Regions from separate parts of the Homo sapiens genome. Here region 1 is linked to region 2. Evidence: read pairs that join two places in POLR2A ChIA-PET (ENCODE). Cell type or tissue: B cell. All regions are shown on one strand. Each heading gives the region's core, and the rest is flanking DNA. Links, peaks and the distances in the headings are about the cores only.

The links. Peaks named below come from ENCODE experiments on the same cell type or tissue, not always from the same donor. Only the 100,000 strongest peaks of a DNase experiment are listed, where the experiment ranks them.
Region 1: POLR2A ChIA-PET joins it to region 2 with 9 read pairs; 2 of 35 experiments call an interaction of 5 or more read pairs at or near these places.

Annotation. Positions count from the first base shown.
Region 1 is chr13:20,543,854-20,558,825 of GRCh38, forward strand. It overlaps LOC105370103 (a long non-coding RNA gene), which reads right to left. Exons shown (of 6, transcript XR_941725.3): 5 at 11,949-12,116; 6 at 7,781-8,396. Among named protein-coding and RNA genes, the nearest start is that of IFT88, 16 kb to the right of the region's middle. In B cell, for the core only: no CTCF peak of the experiment used is centred there; no DNase peak of the experiment used is centred there.
Region 2 is chr13:20,790,063-20,805,814 of GRCh38, forward strand. It overlaps XPO4 (exportin 4), which reads right to left. Exons shown (of 23, transcript NM_022459.5): 14 at 10,769-10,928; 15 at 10,094-10,263; 16 at 9,103-9,277; 17 at 6,702-6,995; 18 at 6,014-6,194; 19 at 400-518. Among named protein-coding and RNA genes, the nearest start is that of EEF1AKMT1, 24 kb to the left of the region's middle. In B cell, for the core only: no CTCF peak of the experiment used is centred there; a DNase peak (open chromatin) is centred at 8,179; H3K27ac peaks cover 1,904 bases.

The DNA.
Region 1 (14,972 bases), core at 11,921-14,420, 240 kb before region 2:
CTGGTCTCTCTGATTACTTAATAATCCTGCAACATGACCAACATGAAGAACCCCATCTCTACTAAAAAAAATACAAAAAAATTAGCTGGGTGTGGTGGCGCATGCCTGTAATCCCAGCTACTCAGGAGGCTGAAACAGGAGAATCGCTTGAACCCAGGAGGCGGAGGTTGCAGTTAGCCAAGATGGCACCATTGCACTCCAGCCTGGGCAACAAGAGCAAAATTTTGTCTCCAAAAAAAAATTAATATACTTTAAAAAAGAAAAATGTGATTTGTCAATAATCTTCAAAATCTAAGGAAAAACTTTGATATTGTAACTTTAATAAATTGAATATTAATCATTTAAATAAAAAGTAAACCCCTGAATCATCTTTTTAATATACTAAAACAACTCCAAACTCCTATCAGTGGTGGAAAACTAGGATACTTCCCAAAGAGAGGGCCTTAAGCCCTGAGGAATGCCTGTGAGATGAAGACAGCCGTAAGTCTTCTTGATCATAAAGTGCTTGAAGAAAAAGGAAGTGCTGCTTCCAGCCCAGCCCTCCAGCCTGAAGAAAGCAGAGCTGGGCAGAAAAGGCCAAGTCAGAGTCAGGACCTTGTAGGCAGGGTGGAGAACTTGAGCCAGGGTCCAGGCGGCCCCCGCAGCTCCAGGACATCAGGGAGAAGTCCATGTGGCCCAGCATCACACAGTCTTGTGAACCAGCACACCAGGAAATGGAGCCCACGACAAAGCTCTGAAGAAATCAGCCAACAGCTGTCCACTTCTGTACCCTCCGAAAAGTTACTCCTGGGTGAGGATAAGACGGTAGTATACTGGTGGTCCAGGTGAAATGAGCTGTTACTGAAGCCATTGCTTCAGCTGTGTCTGATGATGACTGGGTCTGCAGCCTGTAAATACCTCTGTCTGTGAATAATTTGCATAGGCAAAGGGGAACATCAAGGGGATTTCTGAGGGTCCTTGGTGACTCTTGTTCCCTGACCTCTCATCTGGCCTGGGTCTTGTCGACAAGAGCTGCAGGGAGAAGCTGAGGGAGGGGTGCTCTTGTGAATTCCATGGGACAAAGGGCTACACAGCAGCTGGGCTTTGGTGCCTACGTGACAAAGTTTAAAAAACAGAGGACTTGGGCAGGGGCGTGTGCCTTCCACCTGGTGTGTGGCACCAAGAAGGCTGGATAATCGAGCATTGCTTTGGGTCCCTGAGGGCTTCTGGGAGGTCATAGACACTTTGATGTTGGCTGAACCTGTTGACCTGCAGATTTTTTTAATTTAAATTTTTTTTAATTGTTTTTATTTATTTATTTGAGACAGGGCCTTGCTCCTTTGCCCAGGCTGGAGTGCAGTGGCACAGTCATGGTTCACTGCCTCCTTGACTTCCTAGGCTCAAGTGATCCTCTCAACTCAGCCTCCTGAGTAGCTAGGACTATATGTGTGCACCATCACGCTGGGCTAATTTATTTTTGTAGGGATGCGGTCTCCCTATGTTGCTTAGGCTGGTCTCCAACTCCTGAGCTCAAGTGATCCTCCCATCTCAGTCTCTCAAAGTGCTAGGATTATAAGCATTAGCCACTGCACCCAGCTAATTTGTTTTTTCTGATTGTGAATTGAATACTTCTGGAAACGGATCTATGGCCTGATTATCAATATTGGCAAGCTAGTCGCTGGCAGGAATGGCCAGTAAAGAGCTCTCCCAACCCCAAGGGCAGACATCAAGAAAGGGTCTCATAAGATAACCCATGTGTGTTATGTGGGCCAGGGCAAGAGCCAGTGAAATCTGAGTCCTTCCTTTTTACATAATCACATTTGTACCTGCAGCTCATGAAGCCCAGGGAAGCTTGAATTACAATAATAATAGCTCACATTAGTGTCATGTTTCTAGTGTACAGGAGTAATTTTGCTTCGTTATCTCAGCAAATCCCCAGGATCTCTTAATTGTCTTCAAAGAGGGCAAGTTCAACAACTTTCATTTATTTAATACTCATTCATTAAATCTTTGTTGAGCACTTCCTATGTGCCCATCACTATTCTAAATCAGTACTGCCCAAGAGAACTTTCTGCAGTAGTGGAAATGTTCAACATCTACACTGTCCAATATGGTAGTCACCAACCACATATGCCTATTGGCATGAAATATGGCTGAAGGGGCTGAGGAAATAAATTTTTAAAAATTTTATTTTAGGCCGGGCACAGTGGCTCACGCCGGTAATCCCAGCACTTTGGGAGGCCAAAGCAGGTGAATAACAAGGTCAAGAGATCAAGACCATCCTGGCCAACATGGTGAAAACCCGTCTCTACTAAAAACACAAAAATTAGCTGGGCATGATGGCGCGTGCCTGTAATCCCAGCTACTCGGGAGGCTGAGGCAGGAGAATCACTTGAACCCGGGAGGCGGAGGCTGCAGTGAGCAGAGATCACGCCACTGCACTCCAGCCTGGTGACAGAGCGAGAATCCATCTCAAAAAAAAATTGTTTTAATTAACTCATTTTAATTAAATAGCCACATGTAACTAGTGGCTACCCCATTAGACAGCTCAGTTCAAAGCACTGGGAACAAAGTGGTGACCAAGATAGACAGACGTCTAGTCTCATGGAACTGTTATTCTAGTGAAAGACAGAAACTGAACAGGTAGATAAGGAAATAAATGTATGTGTAAGAGAATAATAATGCAGGTCATGATAAGTGTTATGTAGGAAATAAAGAGGTCAAGGGGATTAAGGATGATGGAAGTGAGGAAGATGGTTTTGGGAATCAATGGTGAAGAAAACCTCTCCTGGGCAGTGAGGTTTCAAGCGCTCAAATAGCTCTACAGACCTAGAGCAATGCCAAATCCTATGCTCTCTTCACCACAAATTATCTGAAACTTCCTCTTCTTTTACATAGCCCAGCCCTGCTTCCTCTCTGAAGCTGTGGCTACTCCACCCATAATAGAAATTAACTGCTTAAAGTAGTAAAAAGAACTCTGTACAGCATGTGTAATTGAACTAGATTCACTGAACTAGAACAACTCATGGGATGTAATTCAAGCCCAACTTTATTTTTGTCTCCCTTTCCCCTTTTAAAACTTAGGTGGGGCCCTGATTTTTCTGATCACTTTGGGGAAATAAAAGCCTAAGGGTAATTTAAGTTGCAAATACAGTCTTAATTAGGTCATTAAATCTCCCCTCTTGCCAGCTGGGACCAGTCGCAGAGGAACACTTTGAAGGTGAAATCCCAACTCTCCATCCTTTACCCCAATACTAGTAAGAGATCAAAAAGTTCCAAAACATTCTGGACCACCTACTTTGAAAAAATGCACATTGGTCTGGCAATTCATTTTTACATCTGTGATCTGTTATCTTAGGGCATCAGCCGTAATCCCCAACTTAACGTGTTGCTACATAGGTAACAGTATACAAGTCAATATCAGAAAGGCAAAACTGTGCGGTGGTTAAAAGTGTGAGCTCTGGAGTCAGATTGCCAGGGTCTGAATCTCAAATTCATATTTTGCTACTTGCATGATTTTATTTTTATTTTTATTTATTTTTTCTGGAGATGGAGTCTTGCTCTGTCGCCCAGGCTGGAGTGCAATGGCTTGATCTCCTCACTGCAACCTCCACCTCCCGGGTTCAAGCAATTCTCCTGCCTCAGCCTCCCAAGTAGCTGGGACTACAGGCGCACACTGCTATGCCTGGCTAATGTTTTGTATTTTAGTAGAGACAGGGTTTCAATATGTTGCCCAGACTAGTCTTGAACTCCTGAGCTCAGGCAATCCGCCCATCTTGGCCTCCCAAAGTGCTAGGATTACAGATGTGGGCCACCGTGCTTGGCTAGTTGCATGATTTTAGACAAGTTAGTTCCTCAAAACTCAGCCTTTTCAGCAGTACAATGGTCATAATAGAGGTTCCCTCTTAAAGGGTTATTGTTAATGATTAACTGATAGAATCCATTCTAAAATGTGCTTGGCACATGGCCAGTGTTGGATCATTCTGTGTCCTCTGTAGTATCACGCAGCAGCTCTTCCTTACACATACTCTCACTTGGCCCTCCCTGGCACCTCCCTGGCATATGTAAAGCAGATTCCAGCCCCACCATTCTACAGGTGACAGCCCCAAGACTTCCAGGCCACTTAGCAGGTCCATCTCAGACCAGATCTTTCCTTTCTAGTCAAAATGTCTTGAATTATATATTTATCCTAAACTTGAACAGTGTTTTACAAAAGATGAATTTGAAAACTCAGGCATAGTCTCCAGGAACATGCAAAGGCATTGCAGGGTCATAGCAAACTAGTTCATAAAACCAGTGCACACGTCGCTGCTTATGTCTGTTCCTATCCCCTGTCTAAACACACTGGTCATAGGTCCTTCTCCTCCTGTCCACTTCTGACATCCTTTAAAATATCACAAGTAATAGCTTACATTAATACTGCACTTTACAAATGCTTTCTGATCATCCATCCCTTGCCTATATTTATTTTGCTTAGAAAGGAAGGTCGGGCAAGGTGGCTCACGCCTGTAATCCCAGCACTTTGGGAGGCTGAGGCAGGATTGCTTGAGCCCAGGAGTTCGAGATCAGCCTGGGCAGTATGTCAAGATCCTATATCTATGAAAAAAAAATTTTTTTTTTAATTATCCAAACATGGTGCTATGTGCCTGTGGTCACAGCTACTAGGGAGGCTGAGGTAGGAGGATTGCTTGAGCCCAGCAGGTCAAGATGGCAGTGAGGTTTGATTGTGCCACTTCACTCTAGCCTGAGCAACAGAGTGAAACCTTATTCCCACCCCTGCAAAAAAAAGAAAGAAAAAAGAAAGGGAGGGAGGGAGGGAGGAAGGGAGAGAGAAAAGAAGAGAGGGGGAAAGGAAGATGACAATTTCTGAAATGAACAAAACATAAGAGAAACGTTACTTTGGTAAAACTGCTCCACAAGAAAAGGGTGTTGCATTTTTCAGCTGTAGTTGCCCAAGCCAGAAAGCTCATAGTCCTGAACAAGGAACAAAATAATTTAAACATGTCACAAAGTGAATCAGGAATTTATTTTTTCTCTAAAACCCTTTCCTCCTTAACATCACAGTACTTTTGATACATTACTTTTCGGGGGATCCAAAGATGGAAGACAGTGTGTATGTGTGTGGGAGACTTTTGGGGTGACAGAAAGATGTTCCTAAAACTGAAGAATTCCTCCCCATATATATTAATCACATTTGTACCTGTGGTTCCATGAGGCCTAGGGAAGCATGTATTACACTATCTTATTTATACTACACATATTAGACTGAATGTTTATGTCTCCCCAAATTCATACATTGGAATCCCTACCCCCACCGTGATGTTATCAGAAAGCAAGGCCTCTGGGTTGTGTTAGGTCATGGGGCAGAGCCCTCATGCCCAGGATTAGTGCCCTTATGAGAGTGGCCCGAGAAACCCCTCATCCCTTTCAGTATGTGAGGAGACCATGAGAAGATGGCTGTCTATGAACCTGGAAGTGGGCCCTGTCCAGACACTGAAACTGCCAATGCCTTGATCTTGGACCCCTCAGCCTCCAGAACTGTGAGAAATAAATGTCTGTTATTATAAGCCACCCAGTCTATAGCATTTTTGTTTTTTAGAGAGGGGTCTTGCTATGTTACTCAAGCTGGACTGAAACTCCTGGACTCAAGTGTCCTCCTACCTCAGCTTCCCAAGTATCTAGGACAACAGATGCATACATACCACCATGCTCCGCTCAGTCTACAGCATTCTGTTATAGCGGCCAGAATGAACGAAGACACTATATTGCACATGTAATATAATATATGAACAAAGAACAAGTATTTTGGAAGCCAGAATTTCAATACTTATTATTTTAAGACAGGGTCTTACTCTGTCACCCAGGCTGGAGTGCAGTGGCACGATCTTGGCTCATTGCAGCCTCTACCTCTCGGGTTCAAGCGATTCTCCAGCCTCATCCCTGGAGAAGCTGGGACCACAGGCATGCACCACCACACCGCACACCCTGCCCCCCGCCACCAATTTTTGTATTTTTAGTAGAGGCAGGGTTTTGCCATGTTGCCCAGGCTGGTCTCAAACTCAGCTCAAAGAAATCAGCCCACCTTGGCCTCCCAAAGTGCTGGGATTACAGGCGTGAGCCACTGTGCCTGGCTCAATATATATTATTGATCATTCTTTTTTTTTCTTTACTTATTAAACTGCATTGGTTCACTTTCACTAATAGTCTGGATTTGATTTTATACAGCCCTAGAGCCAATGGTAGTCCATTTCATACCTTTGTGTAAATCAGAGAAAGGTACTTCTTCATCAAGACATTGTACTCTCCTCTACAGAAAATTGTCATAATGTATTGTTTTTTGGTTTTTTTTTTTGAGACAGAGTCTTGCTCTGTCACCAGGCTGGAGTGCAGTGGTACGATCTCAACTCACTGCAACCTCTGCCTCCTGGGTTCAAGCGATTCTCCTGCCTCAGCCTCCCAAGTAGCTAGGACTACAGGCGTGCGTCACCACACCCGGCTAATTTTTCTATTTTTAGTAGAGATGGGGTTTCACCATGTTGGTTGGCCAGGATGGTCTCGATCTCTTGACCTCGTGATCTGCCCACCTCAGCCTCCCAAAGTGCTGGGATTACAGGTGTGAGCCACCTGGCCTGGCCCCTTGATTTTTTTTAAGAACAAGATACTTTGTGTGGGAGACTGCCACAGTTACTACTTGAGACCATCGCTACAACAGTTACTACTGTTACTACTTGAGACAGTTACTACTGTTACTACTTGAGACAGTTACTACTGTTACTACTTGAGACAGTTACTACTGTTACTACTTGAGACCGTCTTTATGAGACTGAAAGAAGGGATGAACGTGGAAATGAAAACTTAAGACAAAAGTAACTGTTTTAAAGGAAGGGTCCAGGGGAAGAAGAAGAGAGCTCCCTGCTTCTAGTGAGCAAAGGCAGCCTCGAGCTTCTTCAGCCCTTCATATTTATTGGGTATAAAGAGCAGGGAGGAGGAGGTAGATTGGTCAGCTGCTTAATTGATCACAGGTTCACATTATTGCTAACAGGATTCAGTTGTGCCTAATCACAAGAAACACTCGTGCCTGGGTTGTGACTGCCCTCAGCATTCCTACTGGGCGGCAGGCACAGTTTGTCAGTTTACCAACATCCTGCTTTCACGAGAACAGTTTGCTGTTTGCTCATATAGCCGCCAGTGGTGCACTGAGTTGACCACGACCCTCATTCTTTCAGCCTCCAACAACTTTACTGCCATCTTCTGGAAAATTGTTTTTATTTTTGTTATAAGTACCAAATCTGTGATGTATATAATGTGAGCAACACCTCCTTAAATGTGTCCTTGTGCAGTGCACAACCCACAACCTATACAACCATATGTCACAGAGGCTATGATGTGTATGATATTGTCTAGGGAAACTGATGTGCTTGAGTATAACTATGTCCAGAGAGATAGTAGGTTCTTGTCAGAAAATTAGGGTTTCATAACCACTTATAATTACTGTAGCTTTTTCCCAAATTACTTCCAACTTCACTTACAGAAAATGTCACTTATGGATTTTATCTTTGTCTAGATTCAGGATTCTAGGGGTGGTAGGAGGATGAGTAAGAGGAAGGGAGATGGAGATCCTGAATTTGAGAAATCTACAAAAATTAGAAGCTGAGAAGCTAAATCAACAAGCATGTAGACTTGCTGAAGGAAACAGGCCAATTAAGATCTTCACCCTGGATGACCCCTTGACTTTCTTCACTGGGGTTTCAGAGAAAGTATTTAGATGCCCGTTTCAAAGTCATTACTGGATAAAGACACATTTGCAATGAAAAAGAAAGATTTTATTTGCCTTTTCTTCTCACAGTTCAATAATTTTGCATATAAGACTTGGTTTTAAAAATACAAAATGATGATTCTCAAAGTAAATGAACCACCTCAAAAAGACAAAAACCTACCATCTTCCGAAAGAACTCTCACTTTCCTCGGCATTAAACACACTCAAACCAGTGGAATCAATGGGAAACTAACAATGTTTTTGCAGAGTGACATCCCATTAGTCACAAGGGGAATTTTGAAAAGCACACGTAAGCATAACATTAATTCATTTCCCAGCATTCTGTATTGTAGTAGCCTAGAGATTTAAAAGAAATTACCTCACTTGTCTTTAAAAACTACACTCTACCTTTGAACAATTAGCAGATTGGGCACCAACTGCTCCTGCCCCGTGCAGTTGAACACTTGCCTATAAGTGACCCGCACGCAGTTCAAACTCATGTTGTTCAGAGGTCAGCTGTATGATCAGGTCACTAATGAGTCTTCAGACCATGTTTTGGGGCTTACAAACAAAGATAGTTCATTCAAAAAATTTTTTAAATGGTGTAGTCAGGTGATCTTAATAGTCTCTCCATCCTTGCAGCACTGTCCAACAGAACTGTCTGCAATAAAGGAAATGTTCTATGTCACATTCTCCAACACAGTAGCCACTATTCCTGTGTGGCAGTTGAGCACCTGGATGTGGCTAGTGTGACTGAAGAAATGAATTATTATTATTATTATTATTATTATTATTATTATTATTATTATTTAGACAGAGTCTCACTCTGTTGCCCAGGCTGGAGTGCAGTGGTGTGATCTTGGCTCACTGCAGCCTACGCCTCCTGGGTTAAAGCGATTCTCCTGCCTCAGCCTCCTGAGTAGCTGGGATTACAGGCATCCACCACCACGCCTGGCTAATTTTTATATTTTTGATAGAGATGAGGTTTCACTCTGTTGGCCAGGCTGATCTCAAACTCCTGACCTCAGGTGATCCACCTGCCTTGGCCTCCCAAAGTGCTGGGATTACAGGTGTGAGCCACCATTCTCGGCCTGAAGTTTTAATTTGATTTAATTTTGAAAAGCACACATAAGTATAACATTAATCAGAATTATTTTTAATTTAATTTACATTAATTTTTTTATAGAGACAGATCTCACTATGTTGTTCAGGCTGGTCTCCAACTCCCGGCCTCAAGTGATCCTCCTGCCTCAGCTACTCAAAATGCTGGAATTACAGGCATAAGCCACCACACCTGGCCTTCCATTTAATTTTAAACAGCCACGGCTAGTGGCTACTGTGTTAGGTGCGCAGCTTGCATATGCTCTCGTATCTGCCAGGAATGCCTTCCTTCTGGCTTATCCATTTGTGAAACTCCTACAAATGAATGGATGGATGAAGGAATGAGTGAACTTGTTACTGTTAGACCCTGTATAGAGCTGACGTGGATCAACAAAGATAATTAATGCTGAAAACATAATGCACTTAATTTCACTGTTTCTTGTCATCAAATATCTTTGTACAATATTTATTTGGTTTACTTGAGTGCTTGTTTTTTAGTGATTTTGGATGCTGAACAAGGGAGAGTTGACTTTGGGTTGGAAAGAACTTACTGGTTTCTTTTCAAGCCACATTCCAGCCTTCACTGATCCTACTTTCAAGTTGAAAAGCTAAATTCATATCTGTTATTATGAAACCAATTTAATTACTGACTCAAGCAAGTAGAAAAAATGACATGTTATACTATGGAATAAGGCTTTTTATAAGCCAGCTCTTCTGAAAGCAGCAAAAGAAAAGCCAAAGTGATGGAAATTTACTTTGCACACAGACTGCACAAACGCCCTTTTAGAAATCAGCTTTGGTGTGCATGAAAGCCTGGCTGTAACAACAGCGCAGTGTGTGAGTTCATGAACCAGCCAGCCTGTGCTGCTTTGTAAGGAAACCTTTCACAGGGCCCCACTTTGCTCCAGGCACAAGCAGGGTCATGTGGGCTGCAATTAGAGCATGCCACAGGCCAGCTTTTTACTATTTTCCATCCATAAAAGCGGCTTGTATGTTTATTAGAGTATTTTTCCACTTTTCTTTCTTCCCTCTGCTCCACTCCCTTCTGTTTTAATCAGTGATCTCTGAATACAGACTACCTTAAATCTAGAGTATTCTACTGATTCTTAAAAGTGAGACGTGACTGGGCACGGTGGCTCACGCCTGTAATCCCAGCACTTTGGGAGGCCGAGGCGGATGGATCACAAGGTCAAGAGATTGAGACCATCCTGGCCAACATGGTGAAACCCTGTCTCTACTAAAAATAGAAAAATTAGCTGGGCATGGTAGTGCACGCCTGTAGTCCCATCTTCAGGAGGCCGAAGCAGGAGAATCTCTTGAACCTAGGAGGTGAAGTTTGCAGTGAGCTGAGATCACACCATTGCACTCCAGCCTGGGCGACAGAGCGAGACTCTGTCTCAAAAAAAAAAAAAGTGAGACGTTTGTGTGAAGAGAAATCTTACTTTTGAACCTGAACTAAAATATAAATAAATACTAAGGAGCTCCCCCTTAACAATAGTTAAGATTCCATTCATTGTGAACATTGTCAAACTAGCAGGCAATAAAACGCTAGGGTGGGCCAGGTGCGGTGGCTCACGCCTGTAATCCCAGCACTTTGGGAGGCCGGGGTGGGTGGATCACAAGGTCAGGAGATTGAGACCATCCTGGCTAACATGGTGAAACCCCATCTCTACTAAAAATACAAAAAATTAGCTGGGCGTGGTGGCGGGTTACCCTGTAGTCCCAGTTACTTGGGAGGCTGAGGCAGGAGAATGGTGTGAACCTGGGAGGCAGAGCTTGCAGTGAGCTGAAATCATGCCACTGCACTCCAGCCTGGGCAACAGAGTGAGACTCCGTTCCCCCCTCCCCCAAAAAAAAGAAAAGAAAAGAAAAAAAAAAAACCGCTAGGGTGTAGTACCCAAAAGAAAGTAGATGAGGTCAAGGACTCAAAAGAAGGTAGATGAGGTCAAGGACCCAAAAGAAGGTAGATGAGGTCAAGGACTCAAAAGCAGCTACAGTGGGAAAGGCTATGCCCACCCCCTCCTTTTGCAGGTGACAAGACACAGTCCTAGAGAAGGGACCTGCCCAAAGTCACGCAATAATTCAGTAGCCATATCAGAGGAAGAGTCAGAGTCCCTGACTGAGAAAGGTAAGCTTTCCTTGGCCTTGGTCCTCAGGTTTTCCCACTAAAAAAGCCCTGTGGTGAAGGAGGATGAACGTGTTTCCCTTCTTGGGTCAGGAGACCTCTTCCAAACTTAGTATTTCACTGATAACAGTGTTTTTAAAATCTGCCTATTTTGTTTTTGTTGTTGTTAGAAGTTTTATAATTTATTTATTATTTTTTAAATAATTTCAACTTTTATTTTAGATTCAGTGGGTACGTATGCAGGTTTGTGATGTGAGTATATTGCATCATGCTGAGGTTTGGGGTACAGCTGATCCTGTCACCCAGGTAGTGAGCACAGTACCCACTAGTTAGTTTTTAAATCCATGTCCCCCCCTCCCCATTTTCTTTCTTTCTTTCTTTCTTTTTTGAGATGGAGTCTCACTCTGTCGCCCAGGCTGGAGTGCAGTGGCCCAGTCTCGGCTGACTGCAACCTCTGCCTCCTGGATTCAAGCGATTCTTCTGCCTCAGCCTCCTGAGCAGCTGAAACTATAGGCATTCGCCACCATGCCTGGCTAATTTTTGTATTTTTTGGTAGAGACAGGTTTTCGTCATGTTGCCCAGGCTGGTCTCGAACTCCTGAGCTCAGGCAATCTGCCCGTCTTGGCCTCCCAAAGTGCTGAGATTACAGGTGTGACTCACCACACCCGGCCCTTCTTTTTATTATTAAAACATCTAAGACCAGAGAGAAAATGTATTCTACACATCCATGGGGGAATGCAAGAAATATAAGGCATGACCCCTGTCTCCAAAACCTTACAATGATAATATTAGTGATTATGATAATGATGACAGTAGCGATGTCATCCAAGAGGTGGGAGGCAATGCAGACTTGAGTCTTTCTAAAATGATTGTGAGGGTACCATAATCGGGAATAAGTGGAAACCACGGAGGTGCCATTACACTGAAATAAGCACTTCACACTCACAGAGAAGACCGCCTCTTGACAAACCATAGAGATACACTTACACTCCAGATCCCAGGTCGCTCCAGAGCCCACAGACTGCTTTCCTGACGGAGACCGGATTCTTAGGGCCTCATCCCCAGAACTGAAGTTCTCTGGGTCAGATCAGATTCCTTGCTTGACAGTAAACCTTTCTCCGAACCTCATCTTTGCTCCCAAAGTCTTTATCTCTCCTTAACAGAAGAAAATAAGGTTAGAAAGGCAGGCGAAGTTCTTGGGAGGCCGAGACGGGCAGATCATTTGAGGTCAGGAGTTCGAGAGCAGTCTAGCCAACGTGGTGAAACCCCATCTCTACTAAAAATACAACAATTAACCGGCCATGGTGGCACACGCCTGTAGTCCCAGCTACTCGGGAGGCTGAGATGGGAGAATTGCTTTAACCCAGGAGGCAGAGGTTGCAGTAAGCCATTGCACTCCAGCCTGGGTGACAGAGCGAGACTCTGTCTCAAAAAAAAAAAAAAAAAAAAAAAAAAAAAGGCAGGGGAGGTTCACGATATGGAGAGTTTGAATGCAGGTAAGTAGCTGCAAAATCATGGCAAAACTGATAGGAATAGAAACTGAAGTTTGCTTATACCCAAAAAACAGTAAACTCAACACAATTGTTAGAAATTCCTCTGAAATATCCTGTTTAAAAAAATTTTTTTAGAGGCAAGGTCTTGCTCTGTCACCCAGGCCGGAGTGGAGTGGTGTGATTATAGGTCACTGCAGCTTCATACTCCTGGGTTCAAGTGATCCCCCCTGCCTCAGCCTCCCTAGTAGCTGGTACCGCAGTTGCACACCACCAAACTTAGCTAATTTTTTTTTTTTTTGAGACAGTCTTGCTCTGTCGCCCAGGCTGGAGTGCAGTGGCATGATCTTGGCTTACTGCAGCCTCCACTTCCCAGGTTGAAGCAATTCTTTAGCCTCAGCCTCCCGAGTAGCTGGGATTACAGGCGTCCACTACCGCACCTGGCTAATTTTTTGGGTATTTTTAGTAGAGACGGGGTTTCATCATGTTGCCCAGGCTTGTCTCAAACTCCTGACCTCAAGTGATCCACCCGTCTCAGCCTCCCAAAGGTAGGATTATAGGCGTGAGCCACCACACCTGGCCTCAGCTAATTTTTTAATTTTTAATTTTGTTTATTTTTTTGTAGAGACAGGGTTTTCCTATGTTGTCCAGGCTGGTCTTGAATTCCTGAGCTCAAGCAATTCTCTTGCCTCGGCCTCCCAAAGCACTGGGATTATAGACATGAGCTACTATGCCCACCCAACTGAGAGACTTGTTTTTTACTGAATCATCATCTCTGCATGGAAAATTAAAAAGAAAATGGAAGACATAACAAGTATGTGGATAATTCTAAATGTTTACATAAGTCAACTAAACTATTGGGTTATTCTTTGTTGTAGACATTAAGAATTTTCAGTAGTAATAAGGCTGGGAGCATGACTGTGGCATTTTAAAACCAGATTTAAGTGGAAAGAATGATCCAAGACAAAAATCAAGATTAAACAAAGAAAGAAGAGGCAAAAGCAACCAACTGCTTTGCACTAACTGTATGACTGCGTTACTTTACCATTAGAAGGCCAGGAGCTTGGCTTTTTCATCCTTTAAGTCACGAATGGTGCTAAGTCATTATCTATCTTACCTAGTTCCTCTCTGACAAACAATATGCTATGAAATTAACAGTCGGACTTTAGTGAGTAGTCCTTTCTTTAAAAATAGACTTCCTTAGGGCCGGGCGCAGTGGCTCACGCCTGTAATCCCAGCACTTTGGGAGGCCGAGAGGGGCGGATCACGAGGTCAGGAGATGGAGACCATCCTGGCTAACACAGTGAAACCCCGTCTCTACTAAAAATACAAAAAAATTAGCCGGACGTGGTGGCGGGCGCCTGTAGTTTCAGCTACCCGGGAGGTTGAGGCAGGAGAATGGCGTGAACTCGGGAGGCGGAGCTTGCAGTGAGCCGAGATCGTGCCACTGCGCTCCACCCTGGGCGACAGAGTGAGACTCCGCCTCAAAAAAAAAAACAACAAAAAAAGGCTTCCTTAGATAAACTGCGCTTTAGTTTATATGCTGCCATTAGGGCCTGTGATAGTAGGGACACAACTTGAAATGCCCCATGGTTTCCTGTATGCTACATACTAATTCCGACTTGCTAAAGGCTGCGGTTTTTGTGGTGTGAGTGGACATAGGACTCTTTCATCAGGGTAATTTATAGTCCAATGTCCATTTGTTTTAGAACAGACTGAAATTGCTGGCAGGCTAAAGTTAATTTGTAATTTGCAAGTAAGAAATCTTGCAAGCCTGGTTTCAAAGTCTGATTTTGGGTTAAAGTGTGAGTACACTGTGTAGTCACAATTTAGGATCTAAAGATCCTGTCCAAAGGCCATGAGTATGATTTCCCTGGACTTGATTGGTGACAGTTAGAAAAACAGTGTTTTTCATATTAAAGAATATGGGTCTCGGCCAGGCGCGGTGGCTCATGCCTGTAATCCCAACACTTTGGGAGGCCGAGGCAGGCAGATCACGAGGTCAGGAGATTGAAACCATCCTGGCCAACATGGTAAAACCCCGTCTCTACTAAAAATACAAAAAATTAGCCGGGCATGGTGGCGGGCGCCTGTAATTCCAACTATTCGGGAGGCTAAGGCAGGAGAACGGCGTGAGGCCAGGAGGCGGAGCTTGCAGTGAGCCGAGATCACACCATCACATTCCAGCCTGGGTGACAAGAGTGAGACTCAGTCTCAAAAAAAAAAAAAAAAAAGAATATGGGTCTCACTTAGGTGACTCTTAAGGGAGAGAGTACAGTACATTTGAGGCAGAATATGTGAAATTGGGCCTACCTATTGTCTTTCTTACTTTTTTTTTTTTTTTGAGACAGTCTCATTCTTGTCACCCAGGCTGGAGTGCAATGGCATGATCTTAGCTCACTGCAACCTCCACCTCCCAGGTTCAAGCGATTCTCGTGCCTCAGCCTCCCGAGTAGTTGGGATTACAGGCACCTGCCACCACGCTCGGCTAATTTTTGCTTTTTAGTAAAGAAGGGGTTTC
Region 2 (15,752 bases), core at 6,715-9,214:
ATCCCTTAACTTGAGAATGATGTTCAGAAAGTATCAGAGGAAAACACTGAAACTTTTAACTTACTTTATTCCCTTAGTGACAAATTATGAGGTAATCAAAACTGCTAACAGAATGTACTTTCTAAAAGGACAGGCTCCTTTCTGTAGCACTCCCTGACAAAACGAGTCACTAATGTATGGGTGCCTGCAGGACTTTGGGGCAGAAACAGAGACTAAGTAAGGGCCCATGTTACTGAGAAGCATGCACAAGTAACCGTTAATGAAAATACAAAAATTGTATCTTCATGTGCACTTAGCAGATACAACTACTAAATTAAATCACAGATATATTCTTGTCTAAAGTATCTTTGAACTTCAGTTACACATAGTGGTATGTTCACATTCAATTTCATTAATTACCTTCAAGAGATCCTGTGACATCAAGGGCAGAATTAGGTTTACTCCATACAACACAACATCCGCTGCTGACACAGATCTGTTTGCTGCTTGACCTGGCTCATGTCCTCTAAACACTTCATCTATTAAAATAAAAGGATGCAGGCTTATGGTGGTAACATCAATAAATCTTCCAAGTGTGTATTCTACCCTTATGAAAATAAACTCACCCCTAGAGGCTAAATAAATCAATGAGTGAATAATAAAGAATCTGACCTCGTCCTGCCTGGTCTCTGGTGAGGGGATGGAGGAGACAGCACATCCAGGGGTGAAAAAAAGATCTGAGACCCCAGCCCTGTGTCATCCTTTTGAGTTTTATTAGGGGATATGAGTACTTGATACAGAAGTATTGGGGAGGTTAAGAGCAGGGGACAGTCTAGAAATAAAACTAATGCTTAATCAATGTTTTGAAATATAAAATCTACTGGCATACTAGCCATAATGAGTTAAACAATTTCTATAGAAATATCCATTTGATTTCAAGTGTGTATAATATTTCTAAGCTTAAAAGGAATGCGAGAAATACAGAAATTAAAATGTTACATAAAAAAGAAAGTAGTTTAAAAAAGAACAACCAATATGACAAAGGGTTATCATTCTTAATACATATGAATTATATATATATATAAATTAATGAGAATACTAAGACCTAAACAGATAAATTAACATCTCTAAACAAACGTTTATCAAAGTCTGACTCTAAAGGAAAACAGTCCATTCCAACTATTAATCAAGCAATACAAATTTTAAAAAGATACTACTTCTGATTCATTACATTAAAAATAATTTGTAAAAATGATAACATTTCATTGCCAGTAAGGATGAAATGTGGTTAACCTCAAAAGCAATATATTAAGACCATTTTGAGAATTCTATCTATTAAGGATATAATCAGAAATTCAGACAGCCTTGTCCACAGAAATGATCACTGCATCACCATTTATAAGAGGAAAAAGGTAAACATTCCAGATGTCCAATATTAGGAAACAGGCTAAATTCCAAAATGTGGAATGCCACATAACCATTAAAAATATCATCACAGATTCTAATGACAAGGGAAAGGTTAACACTACATTAAACAAAACGACAGAATATAAAATTGAATTTAGTTCGCAGCTTGCCAGGAGTAAAAGCAAAATAAAAACAAACTTGTATTTAGAGCACGATCACAAAGAAAATTGGACAAAAATAACAAAAACAGAAATTCCTAAAATGCAATGTATAGTTGACTCTGGATGGTGTCCAAAAGTAAGCATGATTTTTCTGTCTCTATATTTACAATTTTTTTCTATTAAGGGCATATTTCTTATAACAACAAAAAGATCAAATGAGGGATATGTGTCTACTTAAAATCCACTTGTTAAGCCTAACGCTGAACTTCTCCCCTGGAATCTTTGTTCTGGTTGGAAGAATCTCCTGTGTTAAAGCAGGAGTCACCAAATGTTCCCTGCACATCATACTGGTAAGCCTGGATTCTACCCAAGGAACCCCAGCCTGCTCTGGAGCAGAAGGCTGGTACTAGAGCTTGACTCCCTGCTCCAGGTATCTGCCAAGAAGACACGTCTCTCAGAGCCGGCAAAGGCTGACCCATCATGGGCTCCAAGAGGGCTCAGTCTCTAACCATGTGCTCTGCTAAGGAGTCAAGAAAGCAGGTCGGATACCACGTTAAAGAATGTCAAGGCCAGGCGCAGTAATCCCAGCACTTCGGGAGGCTGAGGTGGGCAGATCCCCTGAGGCCAGGAGTTCGAGACCAGCCCGGCCAACATGGCAAAACCCCATCTCTACTAAAAATACAAAAAATTAGCCAGGCCTGGGCTGGGCACGGTGGCTCACTCCTGTAATCTCAGCACTCTGGGAGGGTGAGACAGGCGGATCACGAGGTCAGGAGTTTAAGACCAGCCTGGCCAACATAGTGAAACATAGTATCTGCTAAAAAAGGCGGGCACCTATAGTCCCAGGTACTTGGGAGGCTGAGGGAGGAAAATCACTTGAACCGAGGAGGCAGAGGTTGCAGTGAGCCAAGATGGCGCCACCGCAGTCCAGCCTGGGTGACAGAGCGAGACGCTGTCTCAAAAACAAACAAACAAATAAACAAACAAATTAGCCAGGCCTGGTGGCGGGTTCCTATAATCCCAGCTACTCGTAAGGCTGAGGTGGAGGCTGCTGTGAGCCAAGGTCGCGCCATTGCACTCCAGCCTGGGCAACAAAAGTAAAACTCTGTCTCACAAAAAAAAAAAAAAAAAAAAGTCAGATGCCAGTTTCCAGTTATGCTTTTATTATTTATTAATTATTATTAATATTTTTTGAGCTGGAGTTCCGCTCTTGTTGCCCAGGCTGGAGTGCAATGGCACAATCTCAGCTCACTGCAACCTCCTCTCTTCCCAGGTTCAAGCGATTCTCCTGCCTTAGCTTCCTGAGTAGCTGGGATTACAGGCATGCACCACCATGCCCGGCTAATTTTTTTGTATTTTTAGTAGAGACGGGGTTTCTCCATGTTGGCCTGGCTAGTCTCAAACTCTTGACCTTAGGTGATCCACCCGCCTCAGCCTCCCAAAGTGCTGGGATTACAGGCGTGAGCCACCACACCCGGCGCAGTTATGCTTTTAATATCTCACCTAGTCCATTAACTTTGTTTTACAATATTTAGAATATTTTATATTTTGTTTCAGCTATTATCTTTATTTTTAAATAAAATATTCTCTTCCTTTTTACCATCCATTTGCCTGATGTGCCAAAGATGTTTCCTTATAATTTTCTACTTTGCCTTCATTTTTGTTTCTTCTGAATTTCAACCCTACATACTCGTTTTATTCTTTTTACCCCTATTTTGTTTTGTCTAGCCTGAGCATTATAGCATCAATTTCTTTTCTTAACCTTATTATGACTTTAATCTTTTCGCTGCTTTTATTTTGAAAATCTCTCCTTCAAATGCTTAGCTTTATTGTTTGCTCTACAATTTGTTCTTAGAATGGCAGATGGGAGGAAGTGCAGCTGCACCATAAACCTGGGAGATTGTCTTCAAACACCTTAATAGCCCCCCTGCCCTTTCTTATTGACTGATTGACTGATTGATTGAAACAGAGTCTGGCTCTGTCACTCAGGCTGGAGTGCTGTAGCACAATCTCGGCTCACTGCAAGCTCCGCCTCCCTGGTTCACGCCATTCTCCTGCCTCAGCCTCCAGAGTAGCTGGGACTACAGGTGCCCACCACCACCATGCCTGGCTAATTTTTTATCCCCTGCCCTTTCAATGTAAATGATCTGAAACATTTCACCCTTAACCAAAGAAGACTCCCAGGTGAAAAAATATTCCAAAAATATTAATGGCTATCCCTTATTGTTGGTACAAGTCCTACTGGGTCCAGGGCAAGTCGTACAGAAATTATGTTACTCAAAGAAAAACTCAGGAAGGCTGTGCTGGGGGAGGATCCTCCATCTAGAGTCCAGTAAGGAAGCAGAGAGGCAGTTCTGATTTCCTAAAGGGGCCTTCAAGGTAGGAAGAAGATGGAAGATTCTAAAAACTGGCCACAGCTCCACAATCATTTCTCTAAATGTTTACTTCTATTATAATCCTTCCTTTTTTGATAGGATTATAGAATATTCTAGAAATGTGGACTGTCCCTTCTCCTTTCTCTTATTAACGCTGCCCAGCGCTGGGATCTACTGTAGTACTTAAGTAGGTAGGAAACACGATGGAATCACTATTTTAGGAAAATTATTCTGAAAATAAGACAAATCTGGTAGTATGTCAGAAACAACTAGGAAACTTAGTCAAAATATAGATTTCTAGAGTTAGTAGGTCTGCGATGGGGCCTGAGTGGGGGCATAGAATAAGAATCCAAGAAAATGATGATACTATTTCTAGAAATGAAAAAATTGAAACAATGAGCTGATTTATGATACACAGAGTAATCATGACAGTAAATCATCTAAACATATACATGTTTTAGCTCTGGGTCCTAACATTTAGTTACAGATTCCTCTGGGGACAAGATTCTTAACCTGGGTTCCTGACACACCTGGAAAATGTATAGAAGAGTTTCCAGGAGTCCATGAACCAACTAATACTGTATTAGTAAGAGGTTAAGAATGCTGGGCACAGTGGCTCACACCTGTAATCCCAGCACTCTGGGAGGTTAAGGTGGGAGAATAGTTTAAGCCTGAGGTTGAGGCTGCACAGAGCTGTGACCATGCGACTGCACTCTAGCCTGGATGACAGAGGGAGACCCTGCCTCTCAAACAACAACAAGGAAAGAAAGAAAAAGTTAAGAACTCCTGGATTAAGCAGAACTGACCTGAAGAAAGTTAGAAAACTTGGGTGAAAGGCTGGGCCTAAAAACAGACCAGAAAGAATTCACTGAGGAAAAGTGAATTTGTACAGTGCTTTTCAGACTATCTCACCTTGGTACCCCTAGTTAACTGCAAAAAAAATAAAGAGTAAACCTTCTACACTGTGAAGTTGATGGTACCTAGCTCAGGGCAGATATTGGAAAAACCGTTGCCCAAGAATTTAAAAAAAAAAAAAAAAGACATGGTCCAGTGAATAAGGAATACGAAAAAATTAAGGAAACAGAACAATCTCAAGGATTGGGATAAATAAGTCAAGTGGATATTATAGCACCCAACTTAGAAAGAGAATCTTACAAGGAAGAAGCCAAAAATGTCCACTACCACACGTGTCTGCACAACATATAATAGGAGAGGCTAGATATGATTCATTTTTCTGTCATGAAACAGGATCCATTTTGTTTGAAGTCAAGGTTGGCAGTGAGATAGGAGGGGAGTGAACTCTACAGCACTGAAAACTATACACATATATGAGGTTTAAATTACTGATCAGGTTCTTGCCTGTAACAGCAACTATCTTTTACCTACTGATTGTCAGACACAATGCTAGGCACCAAAGACACTTTACAGCTGATCCTTCAAACACACTGAAAGGTATTTATTATCATACCCATTTGACCAGCTAGTAAAGACACAGGTAGGCTAATCAACTCCCCTCACATCATACTGTAGGTGAGACACTAGGCTAGGTCTTCAAAGTGTGGGCTGTTAACTCCAGAGAGAGTGCTTCCTACACCAACAGGGCTTTCCAAGCCACACTCTGGAAAGTGCTAGGGTTTCTGGGGTGGCCACCGTGAGGAACATGGAGAAGTGATTAGTCAGGAAGTGTAACTCTGAAGAGACTGGCATCTGGAGTCACAGGCTGGGATTTGAATCCCAGTCCTGGCTAAGTATCTGTGGCCAAGTGACTTAAGCTCTCTGTGCTTCTGTTTCCTCATCTATAAAGTGAGAATAACAATGGGATTGACTTCATACCATTGTGAGAGGTAAGAACAGTGCATGGCATTTAGTAAGATCTCAATGAATGAGAGATACTATTTCTATTATTCTTACAAGAGGAAAGGCAAGCAGGAGGGCCACTGGTCCTCACCCTCACTTTGACCACAAAGATCTTCTTTCATTTATTCCATAAATTGAATTTCCTCATGAGATGTCTCTTACAGAAAACAATCCTTTGATTTAATAAAAAGGAGGATAACAACAAAGTTTAAAAACCATCACGTTACATTTTACCTGTATCACTGAAATCTATGAATTCTTTTGACAGCAGGTTAGTAAGAAGTTCCATAATGAGAAGCAGGTCTTGGTATTGCTCTTCTTCTGCTGTAACATCTATTCTTTGCCGCCCTAAATTATTCTTAGAATACACTTGCAACAAAGTAAGGCAGGCTTCATATAAGTTCATAGCTTTGGACTGAAAAAAAAAAAAATGCACAAATTATGCTACTTGGTACACTGACATTAAAAAAATTTTAAAATATAATCTATATAAATTAACTCCGAATTCCAACAGTAGCAATAATTCTTGCTTTAAACTACATTAAAACAATAATTTCTAGAAAGCATATATTAAGAGTATATTTTTTTTAATTTTACCCCTTTTCTAACAAAATTTTAGGACAAGAATTTATATTCAGGTGCAGCAAACCACCATGGCATACATATACCTATGTAACAAATCTGAACGTTCTGTATATGTATCCTGTTTCCTTTTAGAAGAAATTAAAAAAAAAATTTACATTCATTCAACATGACTTTCTCTAAATTATAAGTTCTTTTCAAAAATCTTTTTTAAAAATCTTTTGAAGGAATAAAAATATTATTTAAGATAATACTAATCAAATTTTAAGCAAAGATCTATTATTTTATTACAGCTTCAAAGAGTTTTAATCCTGAGGGGATAAAATTAGAAAGTGCTTACCTCTCCAAGATAGCATATCTGTTTATGTGCAACTTCAACAAAAACTTCTATAATGAGATTGACAGTCTCTGGGGTATTCTTGTAAACTTCCATCAATCCAATGCAATTGGTAAGGAAGTCCATTAAAAAATTAAACAGGATTGCTACGTTGTCAATCTGGGTAGCCTCAGCAATGCCACACAGGGCCTCTAGTGTGGCAGTGATTTCCTGCTTGACTTCCTCTTGCTGACACATCTGCTGGAAGTTTTCTTGGTTTATCACTCTTAAGAATCGCTGCTGAAGTGGCTGAAGAACCTATAAAAATAAACCAGGAATTTTCTTAAAGCTCAGTTCTCATGCTTTATTTCCTCTGCTTGGATACATATTCACTTTCCAAAACATTTCTAATTGTTGGAGGCAGGACAAGCACATAACAAAGAATATCTAAACCAGACTTTACACTCCCCATTTTGAGGGTCATCCTAACTTTCCGCTCATGTAAAGCCAGAACACCCAAAGCATGGGACATAACTGTCTCCCTGCCATTCAAAGAATTCTGCCATTTCCCTCCATCTCTTTCCAAGTAATGAGTCAAAAAGGAAAAAAAACTTTGTTTACAAAATCAGACAGTAAGCCACATTTGGCCCATGGGCTGCAGCTTGCCGACCTCTACAGAGTGAAGCCCAATTCAAAGTTCTTGTCTGTTTTTTTCCTTTTTCCTTTACCTAATTCCTCTTGGCACAGAACGTAACTTCAGATAATCAGTCCTGCCCTGTATATAAGAGTACTCATATTCAAGAGGACAGTATCTTAATTCGACTTTAAGTTGTCCATATGATAATACAATTGTTTAAAATAAAAATACTTAGTCAGTCTGGTTTCCCCTGGATTTGAAGTCACAAACAACTGCCTAATTCCATTACTGTGCCCCTTCTCAAACACTAAGGGCCCTCTAGACAAGGACTGCAGGCTGGCAACCTACACACACTGGCAACTCTTGGCCCTTGATTTAAAGCCTATTAAATAATGTGCCCATGGTTGTTGTTATGGGTCAAACTGTGTTCCTCAAAAACTCATATGTGGAAATCCAAACCCCAGGATATGAACTTATTTGATAATAGAGTTGGCCGGATGCAGTGGCTCACACCTGTAATCCCAACGTTTTGGAAGGCTGAGGTGGGCGGATCACTTGAGGTCAGGAGACCAGCCTGGCCAACATGGCAAAACCCCGTCTCTACTAAAAATACAAAAATTAGCCAGGCATGGTGGTGCGCACCTGTAATCCCACCTACTTAGGAGGCTGAGACAGGAGAGTCGCTTGACCCAGGAGGTGGAGGTTGCAGTGAGCCAAGATCACACCACTGCACTCCAGCCTGAGTGACAGAGCAAGACTCCGTCTCAAAAAAAAAGAAAATAGGGTTGTCATAGATGTAATTAGTTCAGATGAGGTCATACCGGAATAGGGTGGGCCCCTAGTTCAATATAACTGATATAGAAAGGGGAAGTGTGGATGCAGACACACACAGGGGGAGCATGTGAAGATGAAGGCAGGGATCAGGGTGATGCGTTTACAAATCAAGGAATGCCAAAGACTGCCAGCAAGCTACCAGAGGCTACAGATTTTCCCTCATAGCCTTCAGAAAGAACAAATCCCATGGACACCTTATAGCTTGGACTTCTAGCCTCCAGAAGTAGGAGAAAACAAATTTCTGTTGTGGTATTTTGTTAGAGCAGCCCTAGGAAATGAATATCATGGTTAATCTGCATCTTATTCAAGACAGGAGAATATTTCCCTGATCCCTAATGAAAATTTAATAAGCCAGTCCATGCTCTCGACTGAGTTGTGAAAAATGTGCCTAAAATGCAGAACACTTGATAATATTCAATGTCATCACACACAGGCAGGTACAGAAAAATTATAAGACAACATTTGTAAAATAAGAAGCTTCAACCCATTCATTAGGAGAAAAAATATCAGAAAAGCTATGACTGGGCCGGGCACAGTGGCTGGTCACATCTGTAATCCCAGCACTTTGGGAGGCCAAGGCGGGCAGATTGCTTGAGGCCAGGAGTTCGAGACCAGCCTGGCCAACATGGCAAAAGCCCGTCTCTACTAAAAAAAACAAAAATTAGCTGGGTATGGTGGCATGAGTCTGTAGTCCCAGCCACTTGGGAGGCTGAGGCAGGAGAATCGCTTGAACCTGGGAGGTAGAGGCTGCAATGAGCTGAGACTGCACCACTGTACTCCAGCCTGGGCAACAGAGTAAGACCCTATCTCAGAAAAAAAAAAAAAAGAAAGAAAGAAAGAAAGAAAAGCTATGACTGATACATTTATGTCTCCAGAGACTCTTACGGCAACGCATAGATAAAGGAACTACAGAGTTACACAAAAGGGTGCAATCAAAATAGACAGCACTGTTACCTCTGTCCAATACTGCTGTTTGGTTTCTGTGTCCATATGTGCAAAACCTCCTAAGACTAGAGCCTTCATCAATGTCCTCTGCACAGGACTTGACAAGAAATTAAGAGGTGGGCTTCGGCTTGCAAACTGCTTAGCTAAATTCCACCAGTTCTCACATTGAATTACTAAGTTTGCCCTACAGGTAGAAATAACAAAACATAAGATGTATTACTATGTATATACATACACACATACACATATACACACAAAGAAAACAAAAATAAAAAATAACTAGATTTAATTACTGTTAAAGCAAAGTACAGTAAACTTAGTATAGACTTTGAAGTCACAGGCTTACATTCAAATCCCACTAGTTGTCTGGTGATGTAAAATTTATTTAACCTCTATCAATCATCACTTCTCTATAATCTGCAAAATAGGAATAATAACAGTCTCCTGGGGCTGAGACTGATATAATGATTAAATGAGATACTACCTATGACATGCTTAGAAGAGTACATAGTAAATTATAAGAATTCAATAAACCAGACAATGACAATGGTAATAATAACAATGATACTCCTATACAGTAAGAACAACGAAAACATTTCTAGAATTGTTGTAGAAAGCACTAAAAATTTTACTTTCCAACATTAAATTTTAAATATCAGTATTTAATCTTTAAAATGGGGATGTCTAAAAATTCAAATGAGCATATTCCACATAAAAGTGTTTGCAACACGATAAATTACTAATGTGTTACTCATAGGGCTTTGATGCCAAATCCTGAAGGAGTCAATGTAATGCTCAATTATAAGATGGGAAAGCTCCATTTGCATTTGTAATAGTACTGTGACATAGTTTTTAAAACCCATTACTCCAAAAATGTAGGCTCTATCTGGAATTAGGACCGTGTAACCATTTGCCAGTTCAAAGGACTACACTAAGAAGTGAAAAAGAGTTTCTCACCCACACACATACACACACAGTCAGCCTCCAACAATGGGCTAACCTTTCTCTTCTTTCCACCAAAGTGACAAGGAGCTGCACAGTGTCATTTGCAAGGTCCTGCTCACTACTCCAGACTGAGAGGTTACTGATGACTTTTTGTAAGAGGTAGCCAATTATCCACTGAGAACCCTCTGTATCTGCTCCGAACGCTGTACTGAATGGCAGACTTATCTTAAGAGAGGAAACAAATTTTTTAAGGTAAGCAAGAAAGATCAACTCAAGAAAAAAAAAACAGAGAAAAATCGAACTGAAATTAGTATCTAATCTGAAGTAGTGCTTACTTCACATCAACTTTACACATGTACTCATTTCCACTGGTCAAAAAAAAAGACATCCTCAATCCACTCACATTTTCCAGTGTGATTTTCCCGTCAACTTCTATTATTCCCATAGTATTAAAAAATTAACATAGTATTAAACCAAATACAAAAAAGCATAATCTATTCCCAAATAATAATCTGTATCTTCAACAGCAGTTAAAATAAACGATATCAAGGGATGTGCTCAAAAACACATTAAAACAGCATTCCAGTCACATAATTCTCTTCCACACAGAAAATGTTAAACTGCTCTTAAACAGTTCTATTTTGATGAAAAACCACCAAGAAAAATGTTCCTGCTTCTATAACTGCTATCATCATAAATCCAAATGAAGTTTTAAGTTTTACATTCTGACCTGATCATACAGTTTTTCATCCACCAGGAGATAAGTCTTTGCCCAGCGTTTTAAAAACCAAACAATATCTTTGCCCATCTGGGGACTTAGTAGATGAGTGAGATCTGCTCTTATTGCTCGAGATTCAACTTCTGAAACTCTGAGAATGGCAGACAACAGCCTGTAGGTATAAAACAGAAGTCATTTATTCTTTTATTTATTTAGTTGCTGTCTAATCATATTTTTTTCCTTAAAAGTCCTTTTTTGTCTTTCAGTTCTCTGGATTTAGGTCAGGCTATACTTGAACATTTCATCTACAGAGTTTTAGACAACTGTCCCATATTATTTCTGATCTTTCACGAAGCAGGAGACAAGATAAGGAAAGGAAGAGTCAACACTAGAGATGTCCTTCTGCTGAAGTTGTAACCACATGTGTGAATATCAGCATTACTAGCTAAAGAGAATTTTCAGATTCAAAATTTTCAGATTTTCAGGAGAAATACATCAAATTAAATCTTCAGAGTACATGCCAAACTCTTTTAGCATGTACTACTTAGCATCACTACTTAAAACTACCCTGGTTAGTATAGTTTGTGTTTTTATATCATGGTCATGTTACAGTACAAGATCTGGGAATTATTTAGAAAGTTTTGAATATTGAGCCTTGTTTAAATCCAATATTTCCTAGTAAACTTGATTCTTCATGGTATTTTTAAATAAAACTCTTGCTAGAAAGATTACCTGTGTAAGTACACATATTGTCCTTTCCTACACTACATAATTCATATGGTCGTGTGGTGTCAATCACATAGCGTGACATGCAGACAAACAGAAATGTCTTTGTTGAGGAGGGCACATAATCAGAAGTGATATATATTTAACCTGACTTTAGCCAAAAGGCAAGGAAGCAAAGGAGGTAATGGAAAGACCCCATTACACACTAATGAATATCAGTGCTGAGAAAAGGATTCTAATCACTCAAATTCGGCTTATGCTCCTTTACTAGTGCTCTCAGGAAGCCTGAAATGATCTCATCATGAAATCATACACACGTGTTTCAGTTCTTTACCCCACTGGATGGCCCACTGTCACTGCCCTTATCTTCCTGCAGCCTCCCTGGGGTCACTGCCCTTCCTCTCTTCATCTAGCCATCTGCTTCCTCTTTCCCAGTCTTCATGGCAGCATCCTCTTCTCCTGAACTTCTTCTTTAAATCAGGAGGTTTTTAAGGTTCCACCCCAGAATCTCTTCTAATTTTTTTTCTTTTTTAGACAGAGTTGCTCTGTCACCCAGGCTGCAGTATGCCCAGACACAGTCACGGTCCACTGCAGCTTTAACTTTTTGGGTTCAAGTGATCCTCCTGCCTGAGTTTCCCAAGTAGCTGGGACTACAGGCACACACTACTACACCAGGCCGATTTAAAAAATTTTTGTAAAGACAGGGTTTCGTCATGTCACCCAGGCTGGTCTTGAACTCCTGAGCTCAAGCAATCCTCCCACCTTGGCCTCCCCAAGTGTTGGGATTACAGGCATAAACCACCATGCCCAACCTTCTTCACTGTCTGCACACTTCCTATACCACCAGTGCTCGTTTGAGTTTTTTAAAAAAATTTTTTAGGGGGTATATGAACAACAACAAAACAAACAAATAAAACCCCAACAATCTCCCAGTACAGTAATACATTTAAGTTGTAGATATGTCAAAATTCCTGGTAAGATTAAATCATTTTAAATATCTATTCCAGCCTAACAAAATTCAAAAGAAAATGGTTACATTAACACTTTAAATTTATGCACTGGAGTTTTATTATCACAATATTCTGATACCCACTATCACCCATTAAAAATATAAACAGATTTTCCTTATTTTTATTTCAATTTCATTTTCCCATAGAACATTATCCTAATATAATTTTTATGTTCCAGTATTTTGTTCATCATACTACATACTCTGATACAAATGTCTATATATTGAAAGATAACTTTTAAACATTTTCAATGACCATAAGACCATTAAGTGTTTAAAAATGTCTTCTGGATTATCATTATGATACTTAAAACTAGACAACTGAGCAAAACAATATAAATTTGAATAAATTATTAAACATGAATAAACACAAACATAAAATTGTATGCATCTCTTAATGTGATTAACTTAGTAGGGTTCTTTCCCCACTTAGTACACGTATCTTTGAATGAATATTACCTATTGCCAGATGAGCAAGTGGAGCATGATTTGATTCCTATTTTTCCTTTAATAGATATAAGTACTGAGAAAACTTCATATAAGTAGAACCTATTTTTAAAATCGCAGAGTACCCCAATTATTTGAATTTCTTCCAAGTTATACACCAAAAATCACAGAGATCTACCAACAAAAATTATTTTTAATCATCTCTTGGTTGATGTGATTAGGTCCTCTTGTTATTTAATGCAAAGGACTGAAACCTGCTAACTGTCCACTCACTAGTGACTCAGTCACTTAGTCAGTGCCACACTGTTTGCAACTGTCCCTCTCCTCTGTGGGGTTTTACACACCTGCCAATCCACATGTTCAGAGGTAGAAGTGAAAACTTTGGCCTTTCTTTTGTAAAGTGGAAGAAACATCAATGAAAGAACCACTCAGCCTGAGTCAGGCAGGTCCAGGGGAGGCACCCAGGGGCCTTTCTTCTACCTCAGAAATACCTCTCATAACCCAAGAACCTTTCTCCATCTTCACTCCCAAGACTACGTAGGAAAATGCTTCCTAACTTGCCTTGTCACCCTTTAAATTTATCACCCATGGAATAGTATCTCTAAAATATTTTGATCACTTCACTTCTCTGCTGTAAATCCTTGTCAGTATTTTTACTCCCACTTTATCAGCCCCACCCACAGCAACCTCCCTGCCTCTCCACCCTCATCCCCCCACCAAAGCTATCGCCCTGCCCTCCTGGGTCACACACCAGCCACACCTAAGTTCTTCTCACTTGAGCAGGGCTCTCTTACTGTCAGAGGCATCAAACCAGACTGACTCCATCTTGAGTGAGGGCTAGGAAAATGATGCTGGGACCTGACGGCTGCATTCCCAGAAAATCAGGCATTCCCTATTCTCTAGATGTTTACAGTTAAGGGAACAAATTAATAAGATTTACTAAACAGACCCAGACTTGGGAGTGTCCAGATATTCTGACATCTGGAGAACAAAGGCATTCCTAATTTTGCTTTAAAGATAGTAATATTGATTCTTGCAAAATACAGTAATTAAGAAAAGTAATCCTTTATCACAAACCCTTGTAGCAAAGCCCATCTCCCCATCTTTTTTATCATATATATACACTATATATACATACACTATATATATACACACAATATATATATACACACTATATACATACACTATATATATCTATATATATACACACATTATATATATATACACACACACATTATATATATATATACACACACACACATACACACAAGCATTGTGCCTATGGTGGACGTGTTCCTCCTATTTTCTTATTTCTTATTTTCAGGAACTTCCTGCTCTGTCTATGGAATAGCCATTCTTTTATTCCTTTACTTTCTTAATAAACTTGCTTTCACTTTACTCTATGGACTCGCCCTGAATTCTTTCTTGTGCAAGATCCAAGAACCCTCAGGGACCCCTTTCCTATAACATTGCTGCTTATGCTATTGTCACTGCCTAAAGTACTCTTGTTTCAAGAAGCCCCCTCTGGTTCTCCTCTGCCCGTAGATTAGGGGAACCAGGAGCTCCTATAACACCCTTACACACTTCTAACTGTATCCTCAGATGCTGGCACGCATAGGAGTTGAAATACAACTCATAAAAACACCAAAATATTTTTAAGTTGTTGATATTCCAAGATTAATACCCCATTCCTACTTCAATTCCTTAAAGCACTATATCTACAAATATATTTCAAACAGCACTCAGTTTCTCATATTTTCTAAGTCAATCCTAGATTACATTTGTATGTCATAAATCCAAAGTCAGCACAATAAATCAAACAGAGCTTTAACCTCTCACAACCTCCACTATAGGTCTGAGCCACCATCATCTTTCTCTTGGATTACTACAATTTGTCTCCTAACTGGTCTCCTGGCTTCCATCATTTACTCTCGGGTTTTTTTGCATTTTGTTTTTTTTTTTGAGACAGGGTCTTGCTGTGTCGCCCAGACTAGAGTGCAGTGGTGCAATCTCAGCTCACTGCAACCTCTGCCTCCGAGGTTCAAGCGATTATCATGCCTCAGCCTCCTGAGTAGCTGGGACTACAGGAGGCGAGCACCACCATGCCCGGCTAATTTTTTGTATTTAGTAGAGATGGGGTTTCAATATTGCCCAGTCTGGTCTTGAACTTCTGAGCTAAGGCAATCTGCCCACATTGGCCTCCCAAAGTGCTAGGATTACAGGTGTGAGCCACAGTGCCCAGCCTCCATCATTTACTCTTAATGCAGCAGAGTAAACTTCTTAACATTTAAGTTACTCTTCTGCTCAAAACCCTACAATGGCATGCTGCTTCATTCAGAACAAAAGCCAAAGATGTTACAAAGGCCTAAGACCTTCTCTGTTTTCCCTCTATTTTCCTAACTCCATCTCCTAAAAAATTCCACCTCATTCTGCTCAACCCACCACGGCATTCTTGCTGTTCTTGAACATGCCAAGCAGGCCCAGGGCCTTTGCATTCACTGTTTATTTTGCTTGGAATGCTCTCCCCCCAGACACCTTCATGGCCTCCCTTACCAACCTCACATCTCTGCTCCCAAGTCACCTTCTAGATAAAGCCAACACTCATCACACTAATGACAACTACAACAATCCCTACTGATACTCACTCTAGCTTTTTACCTGTCACATTTGCTGTCTTCTAACATACTGCATAATTTACTTATTTATTCTCTCTCCTTTATAAAGAGTTCTAAAAGAGAAGTGACTTCTATCTGTTTTGTTCAAATACCCGAAGGCTCCCTGTTACGTTGTCAGCAGTCAATAATTATTTCTCAA